Regions from separate parts of the Homo sapiens genome. Here region 1 is linked to region 2. A link is a loop called in an ENCODE intact Hi-C map of the cell type or tissue named here. Cell type or tissue: GM12878. All regions are shown on one strand. Links, peaks and the distances in the headings refer to the core of each region. The heading gives the core; the rest is flanking DNA.

The links. Peaks named below come from ENCODE experiments on the same cell type or tissue, not always from the same donor. Only the 100,000 strongest peaks of a DNase experiment are listed, where the experiment ranks them.
Region 1: it touches region 2 in a loop (2.2-fold over the local background); 1 of 110 quality-filtered maps calls a loop at or near these places.

The regions. Positions count from the first base shown.
Region 1 is chr3:60,642,479-60,657,261 of GRCh38, forward strand. The region is part of intron 4 of FHIT (fragile histidine triad diadenosine triphosphatase); the gene reads right to left. Among named protein-coding and RNA genes, the nearest start is that of MIR548BB, 32 kb to the left of the region's middle. In GM12878, for the core only: no CTCF peak of the experiment used is centred there; DNase peaks (open chromatin) are centred at 9,583 and 10,583.
Region 2 is chr3:60,547,297-60,563,077 of GRCh38, forward strand. All of the region lies in intron 4 of FHIT (fragile histidine triad diadenosine triphosphatase), which reads right to left. Among named protein-coding and RNA genes, the nearest start is that of MIR548BB, 63 kb to the right of the region's middle. In GM12878, for the core only: no CTCF peak of the experiment used is centred there; a DNase peak (open chromatin) is centred at 8,665.

The DNA of each region.
Region 1 (14,783 bases), core at 6,784-14,783, 97 kb after region 2:
ACACACACACCCTCCCCATGGGGGAAACGGTAAGGAGCTACTCATGCTCATTCTCAAGTTTGTAAAACAAAAATCTTTTCTTCTATATTAGAAATTTCCAAAGTAAATGCACAAAAAAGGGGAGAAATGTGGTTGCATTTTCCATTGGGCTTTAACCATCACTCTGCGAAAGAGAAGAGTTCAGAGCAAAGTCATCACAGGTGGAAACAATCTCAAGATCAGATGGGAGAGGAGTATCCTCTTCCCCCCACCTCCCCCGCTCCAGGGGTATGTGGTCCTCTCTTGGTTGGTGATGCCAACCCTGCTTCCTCTGGCCCTGGGTTTTGTACCTGCTGCTTTCTCTGCCCTTAATGTGCTTTCCTCCCTTCCTTCACTTGTTAACTCCTATTCCTATCTTAGCTCAATTGTCACTTTCCAGAGGAAACTTTCCCATGTTCACTAATGAGGTCAAAGCCCCTAAGACATACTGTCATAGCATCTGGAACTTTTCCTTCATGAAAGCACTTTCACAGTTTTTGGTATGGCTGTTTGATATTGTCTATCTCCCCAGCTGAACTGGTAGTTCCACGTGGCAAGGACTATGTGTATCTTTGAGTACCATTGCATTTCCAGGGCCTCACATATAATCTGGCTCATAGTAGGCACCCAACTATTGTCGAATGAATGAGTCTTCACTGCAAGATAAAGTGACAACAGTTTTCCACTCTAGAGACCATCTACGTTTTTCCCTTTCAATGTACAACATGATTTTGTTTTCTTTCCCCCACCCCCCACAGCATTAAATTACTGGAAACACATCCTATGCTCATAGATGGGTAGAATCAATATTGTGAAAATGACCATATTTCCAAGAGCAACCTACAGATTCCATGCAATTCCCATCAAAATACCATCATCATTCTTCACAGAACTAGAAAAAACAATCCTAAAATTCATATGGAACCAAAAAAGAACCTGCATAGACAAAGCAAGACTAAGCAAAAAGAACAAATCTTAAGGCATATTACCCGACTTCAGACTATACTACGAGGCAGAGTGATCTTAACTGTACCAAGCTAAATCCTACATCTAGATTCACAGATGCAAAAGTGTTTAATAAAACCAAGTTACTTGCATTCTTAGGCTCATGTAGATGCTGTACGCAGATGGTCTTCTAAATAGGTTTTAGATATGTCAAAACTTTCTCCAGCCACAAAGTCAAGAATGATCACCTTAGGGTTGCAGTATACTCAATTATTTATACTCCTTCTATGATCAAGGGTAGTAGTATCTGCATTAAGTAGTTTCCTCCAAACCAGAAAGGAACGAATTGGCAGAATATATTTCCTTGCCTCCAGAAATAACTTATCATCATTAGAATCATCTGATATTTTTGGGATCTGGAATCTATGTTCTGTATTTGTGAGGGTAACTATGAGACTTGAACAGTCCACCAGGGATCTTAAAGGCATGTTTTCAAAACACAGCCCCCATCAAAACAGTGTGCTGTTACCAAATATGTTTGGGCAATGCCACTGTGAAATTTACAACATACACTAACAGAGAGTTTGAGAAATCCCATGGCTGGTAGAGCTTGGCAAAGGGAAATGTGTTTCCCTCACATATCTAACTAGGAAACCGTCATTTCAAATACTTCCTCTTACTATCCTGAAGGCCATATTTTAGGAAATGCTGCACTGGAGGAAAGATGTTCTAGAATAGACAGGTACTACAAGACTGAAAAAGAGAAAATTTAACATGCTTTCCTGCTACTGAATCTATTCTATATATCCTGTTTTTCTTCATAGGTGTTTGCCCCACAATATTTTTGTTTTCTCATTATCTCTAATATTAAAATGGGAGAAAACAGTAATACAAGCATGTTGAAAAACTGATACCGTGAAATATTGAAAATTTGAAATTGATTAATGTTGGTTCCTAAAGCAAATTATTTTACTGAAAAAAATGGTTCTATTAATCTAAATAGATACATTTATTAATATGTGTTGAATACATAGGTATGTACCTAGGAGTTTTGTAGAGAGCATGTCTGTTTAGAAATAAGCATACAAATACATAACTTCATGTAACGAGTATGCTGAACAAGCATGATCCATTGCATAAAACACAACATTTTACTCTCCTTGCCCCTCTAAATTTGATTAGGTGGTAATAATCTTCCTTTGCCCTTGGATAAAAACTACAGCAGGCCCACGAGTTTGCTGTTCACAGGTAATGGGCAGTTCTAAAACAACTTCAGGTTACACATACAGTCCCAGGTGAGAAAACAAACTCCACAACCATGTTGCTTTTGTATGGAATCTTTCCCCTTCTCAGCTTGGCCCTGCTTCAGACTGAAAGCCTCCAGATCACCCTGTGGCCCCTCCACCTTATTAGCCAGCATTCTGCCTTTCTCAAGGTTGAAGAAACTAAGAGACAGAAGGGCTCCTCCTTGTGCTAGTTCTGTTATAATCTAGCTTGGCTGTCTCTGGGCCTGGCAGATAGTTAGGGCTGACACTTTCTCTTTTGATAAGCTTTTATGGATTCTGCAGAGGTTTCCTGTTGGGTTCTTTTCTCAAACAGCTCACTAGATCCCAGGTGGGTGGCCAGGGATCCCCCATCCCAAGCCCCAGGTCATCTAGGCATCTGCCTTGGACTTCATATGCTACTTTTCCATGACTCCTTCAGTTACTGTATTGAAGTATATCAAAAACAACCCCACGTTGGCCCTCTCCTTTGCACAGTCCAGAACTGATCCCCAGGAAACACACACATCTCATGCCTTGACAAAAACTGGGAAATATTGGCCACTTCGCAAGCAGGAGCATTCCTACCCTACCACCCAAGCAGTTGGCCAGCCCCTCTTCTCCTGGCCTTCCAGAGTTTCAGGGTGAGTCTCAAATGCATGGGCCCTCTAAACTTCCCAGGCTTGATGCAGGCACAAGCCTCTGGTTTTCCAACTGCAAGAAATAATTCAGAGCTTTCTGATTAGTCCTCTTAATGCCTCCTATTGGGGTTTTGGGTTACAAGATAGTACACTCTACTTTTTCTCCCAAGAGGGTAATGATGACTCAATACATGGCCACAGTTGTCTCTAAAGAGACATCTTCTCTTGTCTCCTCTGGACTCATATATACAAAAGCCATGGACCAGGATCATGACTTTCTATATGAGGCAGCTGTCTTTTGGTCGCTGTATTATGGGTGGCTCTGTGAAACTGAGACAATAGACAATACAACCATTCTAACATCCTACTACCTACGTCGTACACATATATATGTGTGTACGTCATATTTTACTATACGGTTTCTATAACAACTTCAAATAGTTAACGCTATAAGAGCCTCAACACTCCCCAATTCAATTATAATCTCCAGCTTTCACTGATCACTGCTGATTTGGTTATAAATGACTTCACAACCAAAAGCTTACCTTGAGAATTTTTCAATCCCTATGTTCCCAGATTCAAATAAATAAAACCTACTTGAAATATGTGGACTTAAAATAGTCTTCCAACGCATTCCTCACACATGAAATTACTCTCGAATAACTAGCTATTGGTGACATTCCTGATAGTGCCCTAGATTTCTCAACTTTTGCAAGAGCCCAGATGGTCAGAAAGAACTTTACCAAATTTGGTTACTTGTTTTTAATGGAAGGATTTTAAATGTTCTTTTAACAATCATCTCAGCTGCATTTAAAGGCTACTTAGCAGTGTTTGCAGCTAGGAGAACAGATAATTACCGGAGTGAACTAGCAAATTCCTACTGGTTATAACCTGAAATGGGAAGTAATACATGGTCAAGAATGTAAAAAATTACTTATATATATATACATTTACGCACACATTTTTTAATATCAAGTGAGCAAAATGGTATTAAATCTGGTTAATTCTGCCCATGTCCATTTGAAAAACAACCGTGTAATTTGCCTAAGAAAAAAATTCTCTCATAGTTAAGTCAGATGCCTAATTATATCATCCTTTATCTGGGACTGTCAAAAATAAAACATTTTGGATCTATTCACAATAAAATGACATTTTCAGATTCAATTTCATACAAGTTTTTTATCCATTATGCTCACAGATCAAAAGTGACTGGATTCATCAGCCAAAAAGAATATTTTAAAGAGCTGCTGAGAACTTTATAAAAATAATTCTGATTTTCTTTTGTGGGGGAAACAATTTCTTTTAGAGGAGTTAGAAAAAAGTGAGAAAAAATTTTTTGAAAGAAAAAGAACCACCAATGTTACTAGAGAGCAGAGTTGACATGGCGTTACTCACAGTGACTGGTTAAGGGTAAAAGTGGGGGAAAAAAGCAAAACTGTAAAGTAACTGATTATTTCACTGTCTTCACCTGGCCTTAATTCAAATCAGAACACTTCTCCCACCTGCATTACTTCAAACAATTTACCAGAAAAGAAGAGAAAATGTGGATTACATAACCCAGAGCATATAGAGCGAAACTGCAATGCTATCATTCAGCAATCACAGTGCTCTAGTTTATTTTTAAAATAGCTCAGAATTGGCCATGCTCAAGAAGTGGTCCTACATACAGCAAGAGAGCTCTTCGTTTAATACAATACAGATTTTTCCTAACAGCTTCCTCTACTACTTCACATATTTCTTCCATATCCCTACATGGCCCTCCTAAGAAATATACCTTTAGCAATGAACACTAGGAAAACATATCGTTGTGGAAAGGCATGGGAGAGAGTCTACTCTCTTTACTTGCTTTAGCGTGAGGCAGAAAATATTTCTTACAGGGTAGCCATCCAATACCTGAGCACTTTCAAATACTCTGCAGCAGGTAATTTGTTTTTCAGAAGGGTGGGAGTTAAAAGTAACACAGAAAGTCATAATGGGGTGAGAGATTAGACTTTTCTCCAAAGTTACAGCCTTTAGATTTAGCTCCTGCAATTCTGAAGGGCCTCAGAGATAAGGAAATCATGTTGCAAATGTGAGAAGTGAGATTTAGAGAGGTGAAGGGACCTGCCCAAGGCCTCCTAGAAAGAAGAAGAGACTCTGGTACTCGAGGCCCTCAAGTCCAGGGTTCTTTCCACTTGCCCAGGTTTATCCCTGGTTGTCCTCTCCTCTGCCCCTTGATCTGACAAATGTTCAAAGGATTACTTAAAATAGTCCCCTGCTCAAAATAACAAGGGCTTGCCAAAAGAAGAAAAACACCTTGAAATAGAGATTCCAATTAACTGCCTCTGATTGCTGGATAACTCTTCAAGACTCCCAGAAACCGATTCTAGCAGTATGTGTTATTTGTTTATAGCCAACCTTTGTTCCAAAAATAACTTGATATGTTTTACAGAAATATGTAGAATACATACAATGCAGAAAATTATTGCAAAGGAGGAAAAAGGATGGGAAAAGCTAGTAATCTTGGGGATGAATTGTCATACACCAAGAAAGCAATTTATATACCTGGTGGCTTAACAGCAAATATTATAATCAATGCAATAATAGTGACCCAGCAGAAATACACTGTGAGTTGAAATAAAATGTTAACAAGAGTTTGTGGGGAAGAATAAGACACAAAAGTCCTGATAATGTCTCAATATGCAGGGTTTGGACTTCTGAAGCAGGTCACTCCTAAGCCTTCAAGCTTAGGAAAAAAGGGAAAAATGAGAGGACAGAGGATAGATGGGACGACAATGGGGTGGGGAGTCAGGGAGTGGGTAGAGGGAACCACAACAGGTTGACGTCCACCTAGGTATCACTTATCAATGAACTGAAAATTTATCAGGTAATTGGAAGCTCAAATTCATACGTCACCTGGACTGAACTGCGCTTTTGTTATTTATAATGCAATATGGTATAAATCAATTGGCTTGGATTTTAAAATTAGAGCCCAATTACCTGTGTAAGGGAATCATAAATCCAACTTGTATTTTTCTAACAGGGTTAACAACTCATGATGCCAGCTTAAACTCAGGAAAATCAATGGTCTGGGCTTAAGAACAATTGTGCGTGGTACTTTATCTCCCTGGTCTAGTGTAGCAGGTGGGCAGTCTAGGAGTTGGGGGTGAAGGATTTGGGGGAGGGTAGAAGCCTAAAGCAAAGGAAACAAACAGAAAACATTGAATATTGCTAAAAACACCACATGCCAGGTAAACAGGAAGGGGGGCACTTACATATAGTAGACAGTGAAAATCTGGACACCTGTTACTTGATGAAGCATCGCAGGAGCAAAGGCAAAACACTCCTGTTGCTTTTCTTGTTCTGCAAAACTCTCCAGAGCTAAGAGAGCTAATGTGAGATGAAAAGCTAAAAAAGGAGCGAGTCAGAACTCCCACTGACAGCTCCCAAATCTGGCCCTTCCTAAAGGCGTTTGCGCCTGCCTTAAGCCAGAGACTCCCTTCTCAGGTGCAGTTTGTTGACCCTCTCTTCAATTGGAAACATCTGAGGTTCACTCAGTGATAAGGGGCACGTGGAGGAATAAAGCTGTGGCAGTGGTGGAGGAATTAATAGTCCAACTTTTATGGAGGGCAGTTAACATTGTGTATGCCTGTGTTTATGTAAGTATATATACCTACATATACACACATATATGTTATATATTATTGACATAGAAATTCCATTTTCATAAAATTCTCCTTGAGAAATGGTTGAAGAACAGTGCAAAGATATACATACAAAATTCTTCATTGCGGCCGGGCGCGGTGGCTCACGCCTGTAATCCCAGCACTTTGGGAGGCCGAGACGGGTGGATCACCAGGTCAGGAGATCGAGACCATTCTGGCTAACACGGTGAAACCCCGTCTCTACTAAAAATACAAAAAGAAATTAGCCGGGCGTGGTGGCGGGCACCTGTAGTCCCAGCTACTCAGGAGTCTGAGGCAGGAGGCTGAGGCGTTAACCTGGGAGGCAGAGCTTGCAGCTAGCCGAGATGGCACCACTGCACTCCAGCCTGGGTGACAGAGCGAGAGTCCATCTCAAAAAAACAAAACAAAACAAAAAATTCTTCATTGCAGCATTGCTTCTAAGAACCAAAGTTGCACACAAACTAGAAGTCATTCAAAGGGGGTGATCCAAGCCAAGTGTATTATATTTCACTCATACAATGTAATACTATACTGAAATTATAAATGACGATATAAAATTCTATGGACATGATACGTGGTAAAATAAAACAACAAAATAGTATTACTGGATGTGTCAATTGTGTGAGTGTGTGTATGTGTGTGAATAAGAACGTGTGGGAGAAAATCCTGCATATTAATCAAGCTTATTGCTGTTGTAGGATAACTGATATTTTTTAATATTTTTCTGTTGTGTTGGATTTTTAAATTTTAATTGTTATAAAATAGTCAGGTATTACTTTTATAATCTGGAAAAAAAAACCCAGCAATTTCCATTTTGGATCTTGAATACAGTAGGAAGGATAGCAGGGTAGCAGCAGTTACTGGGCAAAGCAGACGTCAACCAGGGCCTAACAACAAGGCTCTCACTGCACAAAGCACCAGCACCTGTCCCATAATGGCTTCTGTTTTCACACAAAATTCCGCCAACTGGGTACATCTTCTCAAAGAGGGGAAACAAATGCACCAAAATTAATTGTAGAACTTATCTTTATGTTCTGGGGGCCAGAAAACTCAGTCTATACTGTGCTTCTGAGAGCAAATAATCCTTTCTAGGCCTAAAATACAGTCTGTCTTCTATTTTGGGCTTGTGGTACCTCTGTTGTCTCATTGTTCAAGTGGATGTAAAAGTATTAATTCAAAAAACCCATGTTCTCTGCTTAAAGCACAGAATTGTCAACAAAACATACTACAGAACACATGCCTCTCACTCAGTCATTTCTTTGTCTTAGTTTCTTGTGGTCTATTCCATAGTAAGGAATTTGCAATGTTGGAGTAAGAGACCTAAGAGGACCTTAGAGATCACCCCATTCAGCATCCTCATTTTTCACAAGAGAAAGCCCAGACTAGTCATCAAGTGAGCTAGCCAGGACTAAAGCCGAGGGTCTGGTAGTCAGTCCACTGTTTATCACTTCAGCTCTAATTCCATTCAAGACACAGCTATAGCTTCCCCCTTCTGGACAATCTGAATATTCCTTTAGCTAATGTTGAAATAAATCAGACTTTCGACATCTGATGTGACATACAGAGAGAAAAAGGCAGGAAATCTAACATAATGTACTAGTTAGCTTTTCCAAATGCATGAGAAATACTTTCAATAATGGAAAACACTACATATACTACTTTATGCAGTCGACTTTTGCTTCTGTGATAGAAAAGGGAAAAAGTTCAGGGGAAGAAAACTACGCGGGTCATTTGGTGACGTTTTTAAGATTTTTACTTTCAGAGGCACATAATTTAAAGTGTTTTTCTTTTTCTTCTATCAAAACCAAACATAGTTACTAGAAAACATCTGAAAAATGCAACAAAATTTTAAGAAGCAAAAAAAGAAAACATGTCACACAATTCAGCCAACAAAAAAACCACAGTTAAAATGTTAGTATAGTTCCTTCTAGGTTTTTTTCCTTTTTGAATGGTTGAGCACTTCATATATATACCATTTCCAAGTTTTGTTTTGTTTTTTACCTAAATTATACCTAAGCATTTTATGAATTCATTAAAAACTATTTATAAACATTATTTAATGTATGAATAATATTCCATGGTATAGAGTGCCAAATTTTATTTTTTCTTTATTTATGTCATTTAGGGTTTTTCTATTATACATTATTCTATGATGAGCATTGTAAGAAATCCATCTTGATCTTAATTTCTGATTATTTTCTTGTCTTAAATTCCTAAAATGGGGAATTGCCAGATTAAATACTATGAGCATTTTAAATTACCAGGAAGTTTATAACAAATTTTGTTGTTCCTACCAAAAGTACATAGAAGTACCCATTTTATAATCCTTTTTCAGTAAAACATATTTTCAAACCTTTGTTAATTTTACAGGTGGCAAAATTAAAATTAAAATTTATTTTAACTTGAATCTTTATTATTGAAAAATTTGGTATACCCATTGGCCATTGTGGCCATCCTTTGGCAGATCTACTCTTGAGGTCTTGGCCCATTTATTTACTGAGAAAAAAGGAAAGCATTTTGATAGATCCAATCTTTTTTTTTTTCAATAAATAAATAATGAATTTTTAAAATAAATTAATAAACTTATTTAATTCACTAAAGCTTAAGAAACACAAACTTCTGGGCTGATCAGTTGGAGGCTGTAGAAAAATGAACGGAACACACTTTTTTTCCAAGTATATTTTGTATAAGCTCTATCTAATTAATGAAACCTTCCTGCAACTTTCTGCATCTGCTCATTCCAAGCATTAGATTAACAAACGGTTGACATAAAATGAAGAGCTACATGGTATTTCTTTGACATGTGGCATATAAAAATCACAAACTCTGTCTTTAAAAATAGAGTGTTCTGGTTCACACTGGTCCACTGAGCAAACCTATTTACTGCCTTTCCCACCCAAAATACTTTCTAAATGATACTAAAGAAATGCAAAAGTGCAAACTCATAACCACAAAGAGAATGGGAAGAAGCCATTAGAAGATAAATGATTTGAATAAAAGTCTGTTGGCTTCTGAACCACACAGCAAAGGAAACCACAGCCTAAAAAGGGATTGCGGCAAAGGAGGGCCGACCTGCCTGGTTATTCCAGAAAGAATCGAGCCTCAGAAATAGCAGGTACAACACAGGATGGAAGAGATTGGTGGGGCTGAAAAGGGGGGTTAATTACAGGCCAGGCTGAATATGTAACATTGACCACCCTTCCTCCTGGCTCTCCATGTGGACTAGCCTGAGGCCAAGCACCAGCTTCAAGGCAATAAAAAAGTGGGGAGAACCATCACAGTTATCATTAGTGTTAAAACCTCACTCTAGGCCAGGCGTGGTAGTTCACGTCTGTAATCCCAGCACTTTGGGAGGCCAAGGCAGGGGGGATCACTTGAGGTTGGGAGTTCGAGACCAGCCTGGTCAACACGGTGAAATCCCATCTCTACTAAAATACAAAAAGTAGGGCCAGGCGCGGTCACGCCTGTAATCCCAGCACTTTGGGAGGCCCAGGAGGGCGGATCATGAGGTCAGGATATCGAGACCATCCTGGCTAATATGGTGAAACCCCATCTCTACTAAAAATACAATTAGTCAGGTGTGGTGGCAGGCACCTGTAGTCTCAGCTACTTGGGAGGCTGAAGCAGGAGAATGGCGTGAACCCGGGAGCGGAGCTTGCAGTGAGCTGAGATTGTGCCACTGCACTCCAGCCTGGGCAAAAGAGAGAGACTCCATCTCAAAAAAAAAAAAAAAAAAAAAAAAATTCAAAAAGTACCTCAGCATGGTGGCAGGTGCCTGTAATCCTAGCTACTCAGGAGGCTGAGGCAGGAGAATTGCTTGAACCTGGGAGGCAGAGGTTGCAGTGAGCCAAGATCACAGCATTGCACTCCAGCCTGGGCAACAGAGTGAAAGTTCATCTCAAACAAAACAAAACAAAACAAAACAAAACAAAACAAAACAAAACAAAACCTTACTCTAGCACATTGCGATTCCCCAGTTCCCATGCACACACCCTAAACTGAAACTCTTCAAGCTTGCTATTCACAAGACCCACCCACTTAAAAATAGACCGCAACAATAGCCTTCTTATTGCCTCATTCTTTCACACACACCACAGATCACCAGAAATTTAATATGACAAGAAAGTCTACCACAGAAAAGAAAATGAGCAAGTAAAACAACAGAAAACATGACACTGGAGAAAACAGTTTAGGGGAAAGACACAAACTTTAAAAATAAAATCTAGTTAATATCGTCAAGAAAGATTTGAGGAGATTTGGTAACTACAAAACAAAAACAGGGTTCTATTGAAAAGGAATAATCAGATAAGAAAGAGCTCTTTGGAATTTTATAAATGCGTAAGTAAAAAATTCAATAGAAAGTTTGTAGGCAACGTTGGAAAAAATCTCCTAGACTATAGACCAAGTACAGAAGTAAGTGAGAAAAAAATAAAATATATAGATGAACAATTCAGGAGGTCTAAGGATGACTAACCAAATTTTCACAATAAGAAAAAAAGAAACTGGAGTGGAGGGAATTATCAAAGAGATTGCATGGTAAAATTCCCCAGAGTTAAAGAGAAAGATGAATGTTCAAAGTATAGGAATCTACTTGATACCAAGAATAATTAACTGTAAAGTGGTAGAAAAATGAAATTCCTAACAATTTCCTGAAAAGTAAAAAAAAAAAGAAGGTGGCCTACAAAATAAGAATCAGAGTAGCATCAGACTTAGCAGCAGCAGGATTGCATACTAAAAGACAGGAAAAAGGATTTTCAACAGAGAAGTCTACACCCAAACTATCAATTGTCTTTTGAGGGCAAAATAAAAAATTCTAAACCTGCAAGCATGCAGAAAGTTTACCTCCCATTCACCCTGATATGGCTTGGATATTTGTTCCTGCCCAAATCTCTTCAAAATGTAATCCCCGGTGCTGGAGGTGGGGCCTGGTGGGAGGTGTTTGGATCATGGGGACAGATCCCTCATAAATGGCTTGGGCTATTTCCTTGGTGACAAGTGAGCTATTGCTCTGAGTTCACATGAGATCTGGTGGTTTAAAATTGTGTAGCACCTCGCTTCCCCACTCTCTCTCCCTCTTGCTCCTGTCTTCGTCACATTATGTGCCTACTTCCCCTTCCGCCATAATTGTAAGCTTCCTGAGGCCTCCCTAGAAGCCGAGCCAGCACCGTGCTTCCTGTAAAGCCTGCAGAACCATGAGCCAATTAAACCTCTTTTCTTTATAAATTATCCAGTCTCAGGTATTTATAGCAATGCAAAAATGGCCTAATACACACCCTTTCTTAGGAAGTTAATAGCAAAATCAGAAGGCAAATTAGAAAAGAAAGAAAACCCATTCAATCCAGCAAACAGTGACTCCAACCCTGGAGAGCAATGGGGACATCTCAGGATGATTCTACACAGCATGTCTACAGAGCCACCTGTCCAAATGGGAGCAAAATGGAGGTCTGTAAGAGACAGGACCAATAGAACAAAGAGTGTAATTATGAGCTTGAAAAAACTTGAAGATATTATTGAGGTATATACTCAGAAAAGGCAATAGGACATCAGAAATTCCAGCAAAAACAAACAAAAATAACTTTATAAGAAAAACTTGAAATATATATTACAGAAACTAAAAGGTGGAATGATTTTGATAAAATGATTTAAAGGAAGAGAATCCATTTGCACCTGATTCTAGACACAATGTCTTTGAGTATCACAGGAATTGTGACAGAGACCATGTGGGGCTGCACTAAATAATTTAGCAAATCTTAATTGTGCAAATATTTTCATTATTTCCAACTTTGGAAAAATCACAAAAAAAGACTACTCTGGTGACAGAGCAAATGTCAATTAAATTTGACAATGCAAAAATAATGGTATATAGCTGACCGAGAATGGAAAGTGGAAGGAAAAGAAAAGCAGTGAAGAAAAGGGTATTGAGTGCCCATATCTCATCCTGTGATGTGTGGAGGCAAGAGACACAGGCTAGATTGATGGACCAATCAGGGGAGGTATAAATACAATTTAGAAGTGGCAAGCCCAATAGAAGTTGAGAATAATGTCATGTTATGGTGGGAGCATGTGAAAAGTTTAGTGTAAGTTAGTGTAAGGCAAATACTTCTTGTCTTTAGAAGAAAATCAGTAGATAACATAAAAAATAAATAAGTGTTAACTAGCAATATGGAAGTAAGACCAGGAATGTTGAAAAGTGATTGCATTTAGGGAGCTCAGCTGGAGGTGGGAAGGGTGGGACTGGGAACTGTTACTTTGCACTACAGGTGTTTCAAAACCATTTGATTTTTAACTACGTGCTTATTTTTGCTTTCATAAAAAACAATTCCAAATTATGATTATAAAAAGCAAGTACATTGTTACAAGCTCTTTTACTAAAAACAACAACGCATAATTGAGCCTGTATGAAATGCTGTCTTCTAAGCCACTGGACACGCTGGAGGAATAGCGAATAAAGTATAACTGGATTTATTTATAACGAGGAGAGAGCAAATGCAGTGTACGGAAATGAGACACATCATTTTATCTCGACAGAACAATTAAGCTTTCATTAGGGCTTAATGACAGGATGACATTCGGGGGTTTGGAGGGTAAGCACATCACCTTCATTATCAAATCAAAGATTATCCAGTATCAAGAGGAACAGTTTTATTTATTCTGTATTCTCCTCGAACTCCCCACCCCAAGCTCTGTCATGACCCTAGATAAGATGGGAATTGAACAAAAGTCCCCAAGTGCTAATTGCATATTCTCTCACATCCCCAAGATTGCTGTCTCCTAGCCATTTGATGTTAATATCACAGAAAGCAGACAGCAAGTGTATATTTGGATGCACAGCTAGGTACATTTCCCAGAATGTATTTTGGAAGGGGTTAGTTGTTGGAAGGTTGGCAAGACACTAGTGACTCCACGTTTTGGCTACTACGCCTTTCTGTCCTGAAAGCCTGGTGTCCATGTTATTTAGAACAGCCTGGGTAAACTTATTACTGCACCCTGTGTTCACAGAAAAGGTTGGTTCTGAGTTCAATTACAATCCCTAGCAGTTTAAACGATAGCTGCTGTGCTATAATCTAAAATAAATTGCTTTTCTCAAGAAGCCATGTAAGCCTTTGCACTGCATCTTAGCAGAGCTGCTGGTTTTATCTCATCTGAAACTCAAGAAGGGTACAAAAGCAGGACCTCTGAACTCCTGTTGTTACCTCAAATGTCATTCTTCTACACTTCTGGGGCTCTCTCTTCACCCCAAATTCCTATCCCAGAACTAGATTTATGGGAAAGCAACAGTGTTTTCATTTTTTAATGCAAATCATCATTTTGTGTTTATTGTTTTCTATATAAGCTGCATACTTTGCCTGGGGTCTTTTGAAAGAACTCTATTACTGGGGGCAAGATTTGTTTTTCCTCTTCCCACAGCTAGAAGGCTAACCTGCTACCATGGGCCAAGATAGCAAGTATGAGGACGCCCGCACCCAAATGAATTGGGGCACCTCTACAGACTCTCCATTCAAACGCACATCCTCCTCCTCTCTCCAAAGGGAATGGAGGAAAAGGAAACAAACTTGTCAAGCGCTCAATACGTGAAATGATAATTCTGGCTTTCTCCACCCTCCACCTCCCCAGGAGTTTTTCCCAAAGGTCCCATTGGCCCAAGCTCAAGCCTCAGCACTTCTCTAAACAAGATGCTTGTAGATCCCTTTGATGTCTTTCCACAAAGGCAATTAGAAGGGTTTCCAACGTTAACTATGTACATTCTTTCAGATTTAACAAGGCAACTTAATTAACACTGCTGTGTTTCTGCTAGTCAACAAGAGAAAATTGTCCTTTCAAGAGATTTTGCACATTGACAAAAATAATCCAGTAATACTTTTCCCTTTCAAATATTTTTCTTCTATTGAGATTGAAAGAGGTGGTTTGCAGAGTGCTATATGGTATGTGCTCAGCAGCATTTTTCTGAAAGGGAATTTTTTTATGTCCACACAAAAAAAAACATCCAGGACAAATAAAAGCCAAATGAATACTTTAGACAAATTCAAACTCAAACTTAGAGCCACTCAGAAGGCAAGGAAGTCCTATTTCTTTTTATAACATACATGCAACCATGCCACGGGAGGATATGAAATGTAGCTCATGAATTATGTTTATCCTTAAGTTCTCTTGGAGCTATAATAATTAGAAAGAGACAAAGTGCTGATTCTCAACCAGTATCCCTAGGAGGCACTAGGAAATGGAGGAGGTGAGGACATTTCTTTGATGTCTCA
Region 2 (15,781 bases), core at 4,852-12,851:
AGCAAATACTGGATTAGGAACCTCAGTCCAAGGTTTAGACCCTTAGACTTGTAGTGAGCATTAGCCAAGAAGGAAATACAAGGAACTTGGTTTACTCTAGAAATGGTAATTGAACCCTACTCTCTCTTTATAAACAAACAGAAGTAGATACATAAATGAAAAAAAAGGTCTCACATTTCTAGCCGATTACTTTCTTCTTTATTTTTTTGGTGAAAACTTCTTTTATTTGGGACTAAAAATATATGATTTCAACATTCTTAAATGAGTCTCCATTTCCCACTTTTCAGCCATAAAAGGTAGCCTCTTGCTACCTCTCTCTTATGACATATTTGTACCCTCTCTACCTCCTATAAACTACCTTTACATCTGCATCTCCTACAATTCTCGCCAGCTGGTAGCATAACACTTTTAGAGCTTTATCTTTAAAATTTAATAAACATAAAAGAAACAATGAAAAGATCTCTACTATCCTTTTGTGTGTGACTCAGTGGATGTGTTCAGTCATTTTTTTGACAGGGCTAGATAGGCAACCTAACTTGTAGTAGAGTAAGGTTCAGTGACACAAAAGCAAATGCAGGCCCCAAACTGGGAAATCTCCAAGCTGTGAACAGGAACTGACAATAGCTCACTTCAGGGTAGGGCAGATTCTTTTTCCGGATTTGCTTTCAAATGTTATGTTAACATCCAACTAAAGTAACGAAATCTCTTTTGGTATTGCCAAAAGAGATTCACATTTGAGTCAGTGGGCTGGGGAAGGAAGATCCACCCTTAATCTGGTGGGCACAATCTAATCAGCTGGCAGTGGATATAAAGCAGGCAGAAAAAAAGGAGCACGAGAGAGAGAGAGCGAGAGAGAGAGAGAGAGAGAGACACTCTTCATAGAGAATATTATTCAAGGATTTCTTAAACTTGGGAATATAAGACTTCAGGGCCCTGATTTGGGAAATACTGAATTAATAACAACTCTGTCACTTTAGGCAATCCCTTTGCACTAAAGCCACATAGCAGTACTCTGTTATCAGACAACAAGCAGCTGATTTAAAATATAAGCCTATATCTGTCATTTTCATATTATTTCATCAAATAGAGAACAATAAATACAAACTTTTTGAGAGCATGAGGGCCTTCAAAACCCACTGGCCGAAGTTTAAGAAACTCAGGCCTTCAGCAAATGCACCTAAGAAACCAAGCTCATGAAGATGTGAAATTCTAATCAACAGATTACCTGAAAACATTTCCATCCCATTTCATGATTTCTCTCTCTTTTCTGTAGCAAATGATGTTTTTGGAAGAAAAAGAGCGCATATTTCCCTTGCCTGGCTACTCAAAATGTGGTCCTCTAAGTAGCAACAACAGCATCACTTGAGAGTTGTAAGAAATGTAGATTCCCAGGCCCCAGCCTAGATGTAATGCATAAACCTGTATTTTAACAAGATCCCCAGCTAGGCTGTTTGTACATTAACGTTTGAAAAGCACATCTCAGAGCACTAGTTTTAAAACTAGGTCTATTAAGATCAACTTGAGAACTTTCTCAAAAAACAAATTCCTATACTTCATCATACTCTTGACTCCAACAATCTCTGCAACAATGTAGCTAACCCATCACGGGGATTTGACAAACATGGCTTCCGATTGTATCTTCTTTCCAATTCATTTTATGAACTCAGGCAAGTTCCTTAGCTTCTTTAAATTTGAGAAATGAGTATGACAACAGTACCTTCTTCTCAAGGACACACATAAAGCACTTAAATATTTGATAAGTGCTAGTCACAATATTGGTGTATTTTGCCTTGACAAAAGTAATGCCTAATTTTATTCAATAAACAATTGTTAATTGTCAACTCATACATAAGCTAATATTGTTAAGTTGCTTCGTATAATGCTTATCACAAAAATGGTATGTAATGGTTACATAAATACAAATAAAATCATGTATTTGACACCATACTGCCATTAGGTGACTACTATCTCTCCATATTAGAGGTAGAGCAGTGTCAAAAACTACCATCTGATTAAATAATAGAAATAACAGCTAAGTACTTACTCGGTACTTTCATCTTTCTAAGCAATTTATATGATATGTTACTTAATCCTGACAACCCTATGAGGAAGGTCCTTCATACACCAACATATCAACATTTATGCATCTCTTTGATTACTTCTCATGCATTAATTCCTAGATTTGAGAATCACTGTGTTCAAAGTATATTGAACTATTAAGGCTACGGGTATGAACTACTAAATAGCTCTCAAGAAATGTAGCCAATAGTTGATATCCAACGGTTGTATAGAAAAAAGTCCCATTTCCCCAAAACTTTGTTAATGCCAGGCATTCTCTAATTCTCCAAATTGCTAATAAAAATTTGTCATGACTTAGGAATACAACATAAAGGGAAATAACTTCTTCTAAATGTCCTAGATAAAACAATCTACCATGAAAATTAATGTCTCCTAGGCAACCAGGAAGTCAGACACAATGAAAAAGAAACACTGTTCTCTTCGTTAAAAGAATAAAACTGTGTTTCCTTTTAACTAGAAAAATAAAGTTGTTATTTCATTATGGCCAGGAATATTAAGGTTCACTGTAAAAAATAATCTGCTATTTTTATACCCTGGCATTACTCAGTGAATGGCAAAAATCTAGACCAATCCTAGAAGGCACGAATGTCTTTGGGGGATGTCAGAAAAAGCCTTAACTCCAGACACTTCTACCAACTGGAGAGTAGGTTTCTATTTCAATTAACTTAAACACTAGGGGCTCAATTGTTAACCAAGAATGTAAATGAGCTTATTAAAAGCTGCTGGCTAATGGATCCCAAGATGAACCTTGAGAGGAACAATGCCCTGTCATCTAACTGAGGAACAACACAATCTGATCTGGCCCCGCTCTGAAACATACTTTATTGATGACTTGGAAAACAAGGCACATAAATGAATGGTTGGAGACATATATTGAAGTTTATATGATTTGTAAAACATTCTAATCTACAGGCGTATGTCAAAATTCCACAGGAGACAGTAGAAGAGGATCCTAGAAGAAGATAACAAAGTGAACAAAGAGAAAGAGAAGACAACTTGAAGTGTCCCAGAATTTAAGCAAACAAGAATACCTGTAACATTTTTATACAAAGAGAATTTTTTAGTGAAGTATATTAAGTCATCAACTTATGTCACTAAAAAAATTTTCAATTGTTAACAAGTCAAAGAAAATCCAAAACCTCAGCTATTTATAAACAGAAAACACCTAGGTATTTCAAAATGCCAACTGCCTTTTCAAGATCTCACTTCATCAGTTACCTCTTCTCTGTTCTGTCATTTTTTTTTTTTTTGTAAACCTACTTGTTTTACATATTTAACCTCATTCTCACCAGTTTCTTCCCTGTCTCCTAAAAAGATGTTCAGGGATTACATATACTTAATAACCTTTCCTCATCAAACTCTAATCACCTATTCATTTAATAAATATGTATTATATACTTGCCATATTCCAAATACTATTCTAGTGGTAAATATGACAGACCAGCCCTCTGCTCTCATGTAGTATTCTAGGCACAGGGTGCATATTGCAAGCAGTAGAGACTACAAGCCAGTCAACAAGGAAAAATATTCTGATTGTGACTTGAAGGAAATGATCAAAATCCAAGAACAGGAAGGGACTTGGAGGAGGCAGAAGTGGCTGCCTAAGTGTCAAAGGAAAGGGGAATCTCACGTTTGATCTGCGAGTTGAATGATAAGAAGTCCACTGTATGTGACTATATGGGGATAAAATGTTCCAGATGGAGGAAACAGCAATTGCCAAGGCAAGAATGATCTCAAGATCTTAGAGGAATGGAAAGAAGAGTGTGGGGTGGAGCCTAACAGCAGGCAGCAAGGCAGAGGTGAGGAGATGGGTTTGAAAGATGAGCAGGGATCAGATCATACAAGGTCTTGTGTGGCGTTTCACTTAATGAGAAACTCGTGATAACAAAGATTCAAGCTCCAGAGTGTTCAGGGTCTAAATTTGACTTTCAAAAAAAGATTTTACTATTGTACATTAAAAATCATCTCAGGACGCCTGGTGTGGTGGCTAATACCTCTCATTTGGGAGACCAAAGCAGAAGGATCCCTTAAGAACAGGACTTCAAGACCAGCCTGGGAAATATAGTGAGAAAGAAAGAAAGAAAGAAAGAGAGAAACAGAGAGAGGGTAGGGGAGAGGGGAGGGGAGACGGGAGGGGGAGGGGGAAGAGGTGAGACGGGAGGGGGGGAGGGGAGGGGAGACGGGAGGGGGGAGGAGGGGGGAGGAGGGGAGGAGAGAGGAGAGGAGAGGAAGAAATTAGCTGGGTGTGGTGGCATGCACCTATAGTCCCAGCTACTCCAGAGACCATGGCACGAAATGCCTGAGCCTGGGAAGTTGATGCTGCAGTGAGCTGTGATCATGCCCCTGCACTCTAGCCTGGGTGACATAGTGAGATCCTGTCTATAAAAATAAACCTCAGGAGCTTAAAAAAAAGCATATGCCCCATTCCCAGATTATTTTTCTGTTAAGACTTTTGAAAAGTGACATACAATTCATATACCATAAAATTCACCCTTCTAGTGTACAGTTTGATGGTTTTCAGTATGTGTGCAAAATTGTACAATTATCATAACTACCTAATTCAGAACATTTTTACCCCCAAAAGAGAAACCATTTCCTTTAGCAGTCATTTCACATTTTCCTCTAGCCCACAGCCCCTGGCAACTACTATTCTACTTTCTGTCTCTGTGGATTTGCCTTTTCTGGACATTCTATAGAAATGGAGTCATACGATATATAGCCTTTTATGTGTAGCTTATTTCACTTAGCATGTGTTCAAGATTCATCCACATTTTACCATGTATTCATCCTTTATTCCTTTTAAAGGCTGAATAATACCCCATTGTATGTATACACCACATGTTTTTCTCCATTCATCAGTTGATGGACATTTGTTACTACATTTTTGGACGTTTGTGAATAGTGCTGTGAATATTCAGGTGCAAGTTTTGTGTGGACTTATGTTTTCAATTATTGAACGTACACCTAAGAGTGAAACTGCTGGATCATGTGGGAACTCTGTATTTAACATTTTAAGGAACTGCCAAGCTGTTTTCCTTAGTGGCTGTACCATTTTACATTACCACCACCAATGAAAGAGGGTTCCAAGTCCTCCACATTCCTCACCAACACCCCACTCCCAGATATTTTAAATTAATTGGTCTGGCTGAGACCTAGATATCAGGCTTTTTTTTGGTTTTTATTTTGAAAGTTCCTATGGTGATTCTATTCCTAACGTATAGTGAAGGCCAAGAAGCCCTTACTCCAGCCTGTTCATTGCCAACTTGGTAAGTATTTATACCTACTCCCTCTTCCTGATAAGTATTCATACCTACTCCCTCTTCTGCTCCAGAGCTCTTTAGACATGTTACTTGGTGCCCCCAGCACTCTCAATGACATCTGCTTTGTAGCTGACTCATCCAGTGAGAGAAGGAAAGATAATTAAGGAAGATACAGTCTTATACTTTTAACAGTCTCATTTATTTCTGAGTGGGGCCAGTGTCTGTGTGAAATCTTCATGGTTATCTGCATGTCTGGATGGGTTTTCTCCAGGCACTCTGGTTTCCTCCCTCATTCCAAAGGTGCATGTGAGATTAAGAGGCATGTCTACATGGTCCCGGTCTGAGTGAGAAGGTATGTAGAGTGAGTCCTGAGAGGGAATGGCGCCCTGTCCAGGGTGGGCTCCTCCCTTGGGCCCTGAGCTGCCAAGACAGGCTCTGGCCACCTGAGACCCTGAACTGCAATGAATGGGTAAATAATTATCTTGCTTTTATTAATCTTTCTTATAATATGTAGACATCATCTTTATTTCTGTATTTAATATTAACAATATTTTGGTTTTTATTTAGAAGTTTGGTGATGTTTTTGTGAGGAGAAATATGCCACAGGAATTTTTTTTTTAATCAGTTAGCCTATGGTCAAATTGGTTTCATTATACATTGTTTTGGTTAAAGTTGTAGTTTCTAAGAAACCTACCTATGACTCAAGTGAGGACTTGTGTTTTTACGTAATGTGAATCAGCAACCCCCTTCTTCCACTGATTGATCCGACGGAGACCTTTTATGCAAAAAGAGGTCACTGCTTTAAAATATATATATATATATATTTTATATTTATTTTATATATAAAAATTATATATATTTAAAAAAATATATATATATATATATAGAGAGAGAGAGAGGGAGAGAGAGAGAGAGAGAGAGAGAGGCTCCTGAAGTTCTTCTCATCTAGTCAAGAAAGATATAGGGTGTAAATGGATACTTCTATGTTTTATGCTTCAACCTGACCTTGAGTATTAAACATGGTATCATATTTACAAAAATGTATAACATTTAGAACTACTTTTGTCACTTTATAAAATGATTCTTCCAAACCAAACACAGGTGATGAATATCTAAAACACCAGCATCAAGGCCTAGAGCTTTGTGTTTGTACAAAATATCAGGGAAAAGCCAAGCACAGTGGCTCACACCTGTAATCCCAGCACTTTAGGAGGCCTAGGAGGGCAGATCACTTGAGGTCAGGAGTTTGAGACCAGCCTGGCCAACACTGCAAAACCCTGTCTCTACTAAAAATACAGAAAATTAGCTGGGCATGGTGGTGGGCACCTGTAATCCCAGCTACTTGGGAGGCTGAGGCAGGAGAATCGCTTGAACCCAGTGGGCAGAGGTTGCAGTGAGCCAAGATTGTGCTGCGCCACTGCACTCCAGCCTGGGTAACAAAGCAAGACTTCATCTCAAAAAAAGAAAAAAAACGTATCAGGGAAAGACAGAAACCTGAATAAAAAGGAAACAGATTTCTACACTGAAGGACAAAGTATGGCATGACTTCTCAGTCTGATGGAGGCCGAGATTCGTTTTTTTCATTCTGAGATTCATCTTAACGGTTAAAAAAAAAAAAAGAACAAACAAAACGAAACCCAAATCATGTTTTTCATGTGGACTGTAATAGCAGAGACGAACTTACATGTTTAAATACAAAAACAATCCTTAAAGAGGAGAATCAGAAGTTGAAAATCACCTTACTGTTATGTATCTTTCTGGAGTAATCAAAATTTCTACTATATTATAGTCTCTATACCATCAAAAAATCCACAGATATCACAGATATTCATCTCCATGGACTGTATGAAGACATTGTGGACATATTGGGACATCAACTCAGAAATAATGTCAAAAGCTTGTATGGTAAATCTGAATCAACTGTGATCTTTCAGAAGCAGGAGCTTCCAAAGGGGTTCCTGTAGCATCCCTTTATCAGAGCAAGGCCAGTCAGAGGTTAAGAAACATTGGGTCTTTTACTTTAACACTTCTCACATATTATTTTAAAAATAAATACCAAAAGAAATACCAAAGGAAAAACCACATAAATTATATTTTGAACATTTACATTGAACAAATTAAAGTTCCCAACATAAGTGAATACAACATAATAATTACTATTCTGCATATGAGAGAAATTATTCCACCATTTTTTGACTCCTGAATTGTTGGCAATATTCATGGCAAAGCAATGCTGCTCATAGGTTTTTGCTAAAACGGAGTATAAGGCTAATTACAGTGTCAATTATAGCTATGTATCATTTGTACTCTATAGACTTACTCCTATTTTAAGTGGTCTACCATATTCTTCTAATATCTAACGGTGTTATTCACAAGATAACTACATGACTGATACATTTTTTACGTAACAGTGTACTACAGGTGGTACAACCTTGTAAGAGAACAAGTTTAGAAGTATATAATGCACATCTTCCTTCAATCCTGTTTATTAGCATATGGAAAACACATTTGAAGATAACCAGATATAAATTCAAGGCCTTGAATCCAAAGCCGTCCCAAACTACTGATTCCCTGTGTTCTTCCAGGCCCTCAGAAGATGTCGGTTAAAGGAAATCATAAAAAGTCAAACTATAGCCTCTGTGTTATGTCCCCACTAAAGCCAGTATGGCCAGACTTTACTGTAGCTGAGAGGTTCTTGCTCATGGAGTCTTGAAATAGAGCTTCCCAACTTCAGCAGAGATGCCTATTATACAACATTAAATAAAAGACGAATTTAAATGAATCAAGTCTTGACTCTTCTTCCACCATCATGGGTTTTACAGAACAGCATTATCCAGGGCTCCATTCAAGGTAATTTTGCTTTTTCATTGCTTGACAAATGCTTTCCCATTTCCCTGCACCCTAGACAAATTGGTATTTCTCAGCAGCTCTTAGAATGACAATGGCAGTTTTCTCTTCATCGTTTTTTCATTTCTTCATCCTCTCGCCATGAGAGGCACTCATCAGGGGATCTCTAATCCTACCCATCTCATTACCTCTTCACTCTATTTGTCACCATTTGGAATTTCAGAACTCTTAATTATTAGCTTACTGTTACCAACAGTAATGAGGCTCTGGCTGCCTACTGGGGAGCATCATCCAACACTAACAAGCTAGCAGACTGAGACCGGCACCTGAATTCCATCACGTGGTTCCATTGTTCAGGCCAGGTGGGACATTTCTGTCTGCAGGCAAGCTTTCTGCAGGAGAGCTGGAGTTTGCAGGGTGGCTATTATCCATTCACTTTGGTCTTATGATTCACACTGACTCAAAACAGCTTTCCTGTGTGGTCATGCTCATTTACATACTGGCTATTGCCTTCCTTATAATAACACTTAATGTTTATTTCTGCCTTGTCCTCCTTTTCACTTGTATAAGGACTTCCTGGAGCTAAGAGTTCTCAAAGGGAACACTAATTGGTCATTTTCTTATAGCTACTTTTGATCTCCTCCTGACCTGGAATGAACAGTGAGTCTCTCACAGCCATCTGGGTGATCCGTCTATATACAGACCTTCCTTGACACTCCCGCAGTAGTCAGCATACTGCCTCAACACAAAAGAGGCTAGACAAATGTTAAGTGACATCTATAAAGTTTTCTGAGCACCAAAGACAGACCCAGATGCAGAGGAGACAGAAAGGTAAAGGATTAAGAAGGAGCTGGTCCCTCTGAAACTATGACAAACATGTCTTTATATAGTTAACGAGGGAAGATGCAACTGATCCAAAATCCATCTCTTCCTTGGCTTCATATCCTTTCACAGCAACAAGAGCCTTGCACCAATGAGGACAAATGAGCATTGGTTGAATACTTCTAAATGCCCAGCCTACATTAGGCACTTGACCTGCATTTGCTCATTTAAACCCCAATAGCCTGTACAGTAGACCTGGAGGAAAACAAAACCCACAGAAGTCAAGCAACTTGATCAAGGTCACCCATTAGTGAAAACCCCAAAGCTCTTCTCAGTACAAGTGGTCACCCAACACCGCTCAGAAAACGGTTAGGCAAAATGAGGGCCTGGGGTGGGTTTTGGAATAGCAACACCCTGAAGGTAATAGAGGCTGGTGGTAGAGAAGAGGAGCAGTGGCATCACCTAGGTGTGTAACGCTGCCTTTGTCCCCTGTAGCTGCTGCCTTCTATCCAAGGTGACCACCGTGTTGAACACTGTCTAGGAAATACTGTGCTCAGGGCAAAGGATGCTCTCTTTTTTTCACATTTTTATACAGCTAAGAGAAGTCATTTCTGAAAACAGGACTTGGAGGTCAACGTTTACATATGATGCCACCAAGGACATCTCCTGATGATACCCATGAAGGAGAGACCATTCCGTTAGAAAACTTGTGCAGTAACATTTAAAATTGGCATTTGTTAACCATACTAATAAGAGCTAATATTCCTGTAGCCCTTGCTATATACCAGACATTATGCTATAAATGCTTTATGTAAATATCTCACTTACTCCTCTCCAAAGCCTCTGAGGTATTTTTATCACCCTAATTTTACAAAAGAAAACACTAAGAGTTTAAGTCCCTTGCCCAAGTACACACGGAAGCAAGTGATGGAGCCGAGATTTGTACCCAGGTATGTGACACTGGTCTCCTCCCCACCTCCAACAGTGCTAAGAAAGATCTTCTGCCCACATTGCATTATGTGCTGTACTTTTTTCATGTAAATGATCATTCCAAATGTCTACATCCTGGTGGGTGAGCGGAGGAGGTGACAGGAAGAACAAAAAAAAAAATAGACATGATGTCAAGAAAGGAATTAATTTTCAAGTGCACAATCACTGCTACCCACAGAGTCTGTCTGTTTGGTTTTCCATAGGTATAAAGAGATTACTCAGAGTCCATAAGGTGGCCATGCCAGGTCTCTCGGGGTCAAGCAGACAGGCCAAGGGTGTACCCAGGCTCTCCTTAGCTCTCTACATGGCTCTGCCTCATCTGCTTGCTTGGTTCACCCATGACATCAGAGAAACAAAGTTGGGAGCAATGCTACTTCAAGCATATGCCAGTTACTAAGGGTAATTTATGGCAACTCTCATTGCCACGTGGGCTGAGAAGCACAACATAATAATTAAAAGACTGATAAGCAATCACTAATGAAATGCATAGGTATTGTTGAAAAATGCATTTTGAGTCCAAGTAAAACAATGATGTGTGTTCTCCCAGTGCAGAATCTCTGAGCTCTGTAATCTTAAAGGCTTTTGCTTTTAAAATACTATTTCAAATGCCAGCTATTAGTAACCCATACATTTGCACCCTGGTTTCATTGCAAAAATGAGGAAGGACCATTGCTTTCCAAAAGAGGCAACAAATAGAATTTTTTAAAAAACGCTTCTCTTGGAAAATTTTGATCCGTTTCAAGTGATCTTGTTTAGAAGACCCCTACGCCAAGAGTCCTGCCGGGACAGAGTTGTGTTGGCATCACTTGACTGCTACCTGTGTCGTCTTTGCCTTTGTGTATCGCAAAGCCTGTTAGAAACAGCTCATGGAAGCGGGGCTCAGAAGACAGAGGTGTGTGCTAGACCCTGCCCTACCTTTGTTCTCTAACAGGGAAGCATAATGTCAACCAATCTCTAGTCATCTCCCTGACCCATGTCCCTGACTGGCATACACACAGGGCCACATGAAACCATTCCATGGCTCAGGCCAGGGTTTCAAGCATCAATTACCCTTAGTAACAGCACATGCCTGAAGTAGGGTTGCTCCCAACTTAAATATTTCTCTGATGTCATGGGTGAACCAAGCCAAGCAGATGAGGCAGAGTCATATAGGGAGCTCAGGAGAGTTTGAGTATGCCATTGGCCTGTCCACTTGACCCCTGAGTCTAATGACTCAGCATGGTCTTTGGAGTTCTAGGATGGCATTATTTACTTCTCCTCTTGCACAGTCCAGAAAGAACATTTTTCCCCACTAAATGCACATTCCCAGGAGCTCCGACCTCCAGTCAAAAAAGTAAAAGTTGCTTGGTAAGCTCACTGCCTGGGGTCTTCTATACCAGGAAGGGCCCAGGCCTAGCACTCATGTTGTGGCATCTTCCTCCTGCACTGTAGGCAGATGTCGCTAATTAACTATGACATGTTCTCCTGCAGGGCATTAACAGAATCTTTTAGATACCATTACCAATCAATCAGAGTTGCTGCATAACATGGAAAACCTATTGCTCATTTCACTTTTCGGCTTTAGACTAATGACCCAGGGAAACTTTTCATGGCAGCCCTGAGATGGTTCGATCCATTTCAAGCTAAGGATGTGATAATACGTGTATCTTCCAGAATCTTGACTCTTTCAATTAGGAGCATGAATAACAAACTTCTAGCATTGAAATAACATATTCTACGGTAATCCTCTGACTGATCACCTTGTTAATAAATATCTAAAGACCGCATTTTTCTCTGAGCTTCCAACTTCCATGGGAACATTCTGATTGTGATATAATTTTTAAATTAGCGGGTTTATTCATAGATTTGTGTTAGTAAATGGCAAGCTTCTTACTAATTAGCAAATTGTGTAAATCCACAGCAGTATTAATTTTCAACTGTATGGGGAATTAATATAAGACAAAATAAATAAGGAGACAATTAAAATTTCCCTAGAGGCATGCATTTCTATAAAATTCAGCACAAAACAAGAAAACATTAACCCATTTTGAGGGTGCATTTAGAAAAGATCACAAAAGATGTGTCAGTGTCACAGAGAACAAGTGAAGCATGCATTTGCTGTGGCACGCACTCTCAGTTACAGCTAAATTCCCTAAAGATATTTTCTCAAGTTACTGCTGCTGAGATGTCCCCTCTTGCCTTGATGCACTTTTCCAGCACTTTCTCATTTAATAAGGTTTTTATTATTTCTTTATTGATGTTTCCACTCAAATTGCTGGTGTGCTCTCTCTCACTTTAGAGGACAATGCACAGTATAATGTTCTGATCCTCAAAAACTGCCCCACAAGAGGTCTCTCACTAACCAAGCGCTTGCTAATATCCATTTCACTTTTCCCACTAACCCACTGAGAAGATGGAAAGCATATGTATCTCTGGGCTCCTGTTTAACCTCCCAGCTCTAGAAGATGAGAAAAAGCATGTCCCTCTTACGGGCACTTACACCATTTCTTATGAAGCCATCCCACACACTGTTAAACAAATCTGATTGTTTCTCAAACTCCCCTTTAACTGCTTCAGCTTATTGCTAAGATGTTGGAGTCTTCCTGTGTTGGTGGCCATGGAAACCACCTGTCTATTTAATGGCATGAGGTCTTTTCTTTACTTTTCCTGGCATGCCAGGCTGTTGGGGAAAGGCCAGAGCCCTAAGTTTAAACAAGTCAAGTACAGATGTTTAAGAATGACAGCTCCCAACAGCTTCAGATCATAGCTAATACCAAAATTAAACTGTAACATGGTATGCTCTGATGGGGAAACTGTGCACAGTTTCTAAGTACACAAACAAGACAGTACACAGACAATTGTAGGTTCCATTTGGGGGCAATTTTCTTCCCTTATCATGGCTATCAGTGATACAATCTGCTGCAGAAGAATGTGGTGTTAACTAATTAGTATACCATATAGAAGTGCCTGTCTTGTATTATTTACAGTGCCTGGGACACACTCCTAGTACAGGGCTTCTCATAGGCACAGTAATTATGCATTTGCCTCTCTGTCTTACATATTAGATAATGATCTCCTTAAGGGCTGGGAATACGGTCAGAGATTGGGATTGCCTATCAGCCCCCTCCCAAGCAGACCTAAGCAGCCAGGTGGTAGGCAAGAACAGCTTCATGAATGGCTACTAGGCAGTTCCCAGTAGTGCCTGGAAATTCTGTAAGTAAATTTTAAACGGCTTGGTTCAGGCCAAAACCAAAATGGATCTTCCTGTTCCCTCACCCCAGGTCTGCAGTGACATACTATCCTGATCTCCTCTTTCTGTTTGAGGTTGAAAATGGAAATGGGAAGAACCAGGCAGGCCTTATCTGGCCTGCTTGCCATATGGAGACTGATGGGCAGACTGTTCACAACCACAAGCAGGTACCACAGAAAGAGGACAGAATAGAGCCGGTCCTTTACTTTTAGGTGAGTTTTCCTCCACTGGCATGTTGTCACCAGGCAAGGCAGTTGCCATTTCTACTGATGTAAGGAGACACACACACACACACACACACACACACACACACACACACACAGAGAGAGAGAGAGTGTGTGTGTGTGTGTCAAGGAGAGGTGGGGAGGAAGTGAGTAGGAAGGGACACAGAGCCAGGGACTAAAGAGAAAAGTCCCTTCCTGTGAAAAGAATAAGATAATATTTTCATTTACCATCCCCATATACACAGCAGTGAGCAAAGTGCCAGGCAAATAATTGATACCCAACAAACATCAGCTGAATGAACAAATGGATTCATTCATTGCACTTTTCCATGTCTCTATCTCTAGTATTTAAGATTTTTTTAATGTATCTTAGAAGAGCCTACTGTTGTACACCAAACCAAACCAAAACAGCAGAATGTCCTAAAGTACTGACATATGTGTAGAAATTACACATCAAATTACCAATCAGATAGACGCTAAGGTAGGACTGAAATGTGGGCCAAACCCATTTTGGAAACAAAGAACAAAGTCAATACTCAAGGTCAAGCTCTTAGACAGCTATTCTTCCAAAGCACCTGGACCCCAAGACACACTCAACAAATTTCAGGTCATTTCTTCTCTCATTAAGCCAGTTACAACCAAGTTATAGAAGTGGAGTCCTTACAAGTCGCTATTGATAGAATAAGAGCTAGTCAAAGAATGTTTGAGCCATTTTTTTCCCAGCCTCAGATGATGGGGAGAAAAAAAAAACACCTCAATCAAGGATGTCAAAATGAACCAATCTGCAATAGTCATCTGGGCAGGGGACAGGTGAATAGCCCAATTCTTCTCACAGAAATGAAGAAAAAGTTCAGGCCATTATCCAGGATGACTTGAAAAGGCAACTCAGTGACTGAGCTTTGTAGTTCTGACACCATTCAAATAGAAATGGGAGCCAGAGATAGAAGGACTGACGGCTCATTCTCAGGAATGTCTGTGACTATGCTTAGATGTGTCAGTAGACAACAGCTTCCTACCAAATGGTACAGGCTTTGGCAGCCTCTTTTTTAAAAGGCCTTTTAGTAACTAGTCAGGCACCATTCTTAATATCAAAACATTCTCTCTTTTTTATTGCCCAGACTCTGGGAATCTGGAAAATGAAAGAAAAGAAAAAAAAAGAAAAGAGAGAGAAAGAGAGAAAGAAAAAGAGAAAGAGAGAAACAGAGAGAGAGAGAGAGAAAGATAATTCTGACTCTTCCTAGGTAAAGTTATGCTTTCCAGTTAACTTGATCCACTAGTTATTACCCGAAAACATGCTTTCCCTATGTTTGAGTTCTCATTCATTTATTCAACATCTACTATGTGCCAGACCCTGTGTTAGATGCTAGGGATACAACGGTTAATGAGAAAAAGAAAATGTCTTATCATGGAGCTCATTATTTATCTGTCTTATAATTAATCTATATTACTTTATTTAACAACTACATACATTAAACACTGCCCTTTTATGGTTACGGAAAGACAGCAGTGAACAAAACAGACAGTCTCTATTCTCTGATCCAGGGGGAAAAGACTAAATGAGTTAGTAACATTTTCAGATAGTTAGGAGAGCTGGAAAAACATACATTGGGATAATGCCATTGAGAGTGAGTGATGGAGTGGCAGCAGGACTGTTGTTTGAGATAAATTGGCCAGGTGGCGTCTCCAAGAAGAAAAGTCTCACTTGAGACTGGTAAATGAAGCCAGCAATCCAGGAAGGGTGTTTGTCAGGGTGGCCAGCTTTTCCCCACTCCTAGGTTTTAAGAGGAGTCTGACACTGACTATTATTAGGAAAATAAGTTAGTTGGCCTACTTGGAGGGTATAATACCAGCCAGCACCTTAATATTCAATGTGTGGTCTGGGGAATACCAGCATCAGCATCACCCAAGAGCTTGTTAGGAATGCAAATTCTCAGCTCCACTCCAGATGTAATTGATCAAAATCTGCACTTGACCTGACCCCTAGGTAATTCATATGTGTATTAAGACTTTGAGAAGCCCTGGAGCTAGCCACCTTGAGTAAGACCTAAAGTCATGTCCACCAAGCCTGGCCTCTATCAGTCATTCCTTTGTTTATTTTGGAATTCATTTGAGAAATTTGAGGACCCAGGCATAGACAAGGGCTGCTATTTATTGGAGGTCCTCAAGATCCTCTAAATAAAGGGAAGAACAAGTACAAAGCCCTGATATGGGCCAGGCTGAATTATGAGTGAAATCAACAGAAATAAACGCAAGCCATTTAAATTTTATCCCTATAAAATGGCTAGCCTTTGGAAGTTTTTAGGCAAGGGAGAAGTAATATGTTCTACGTG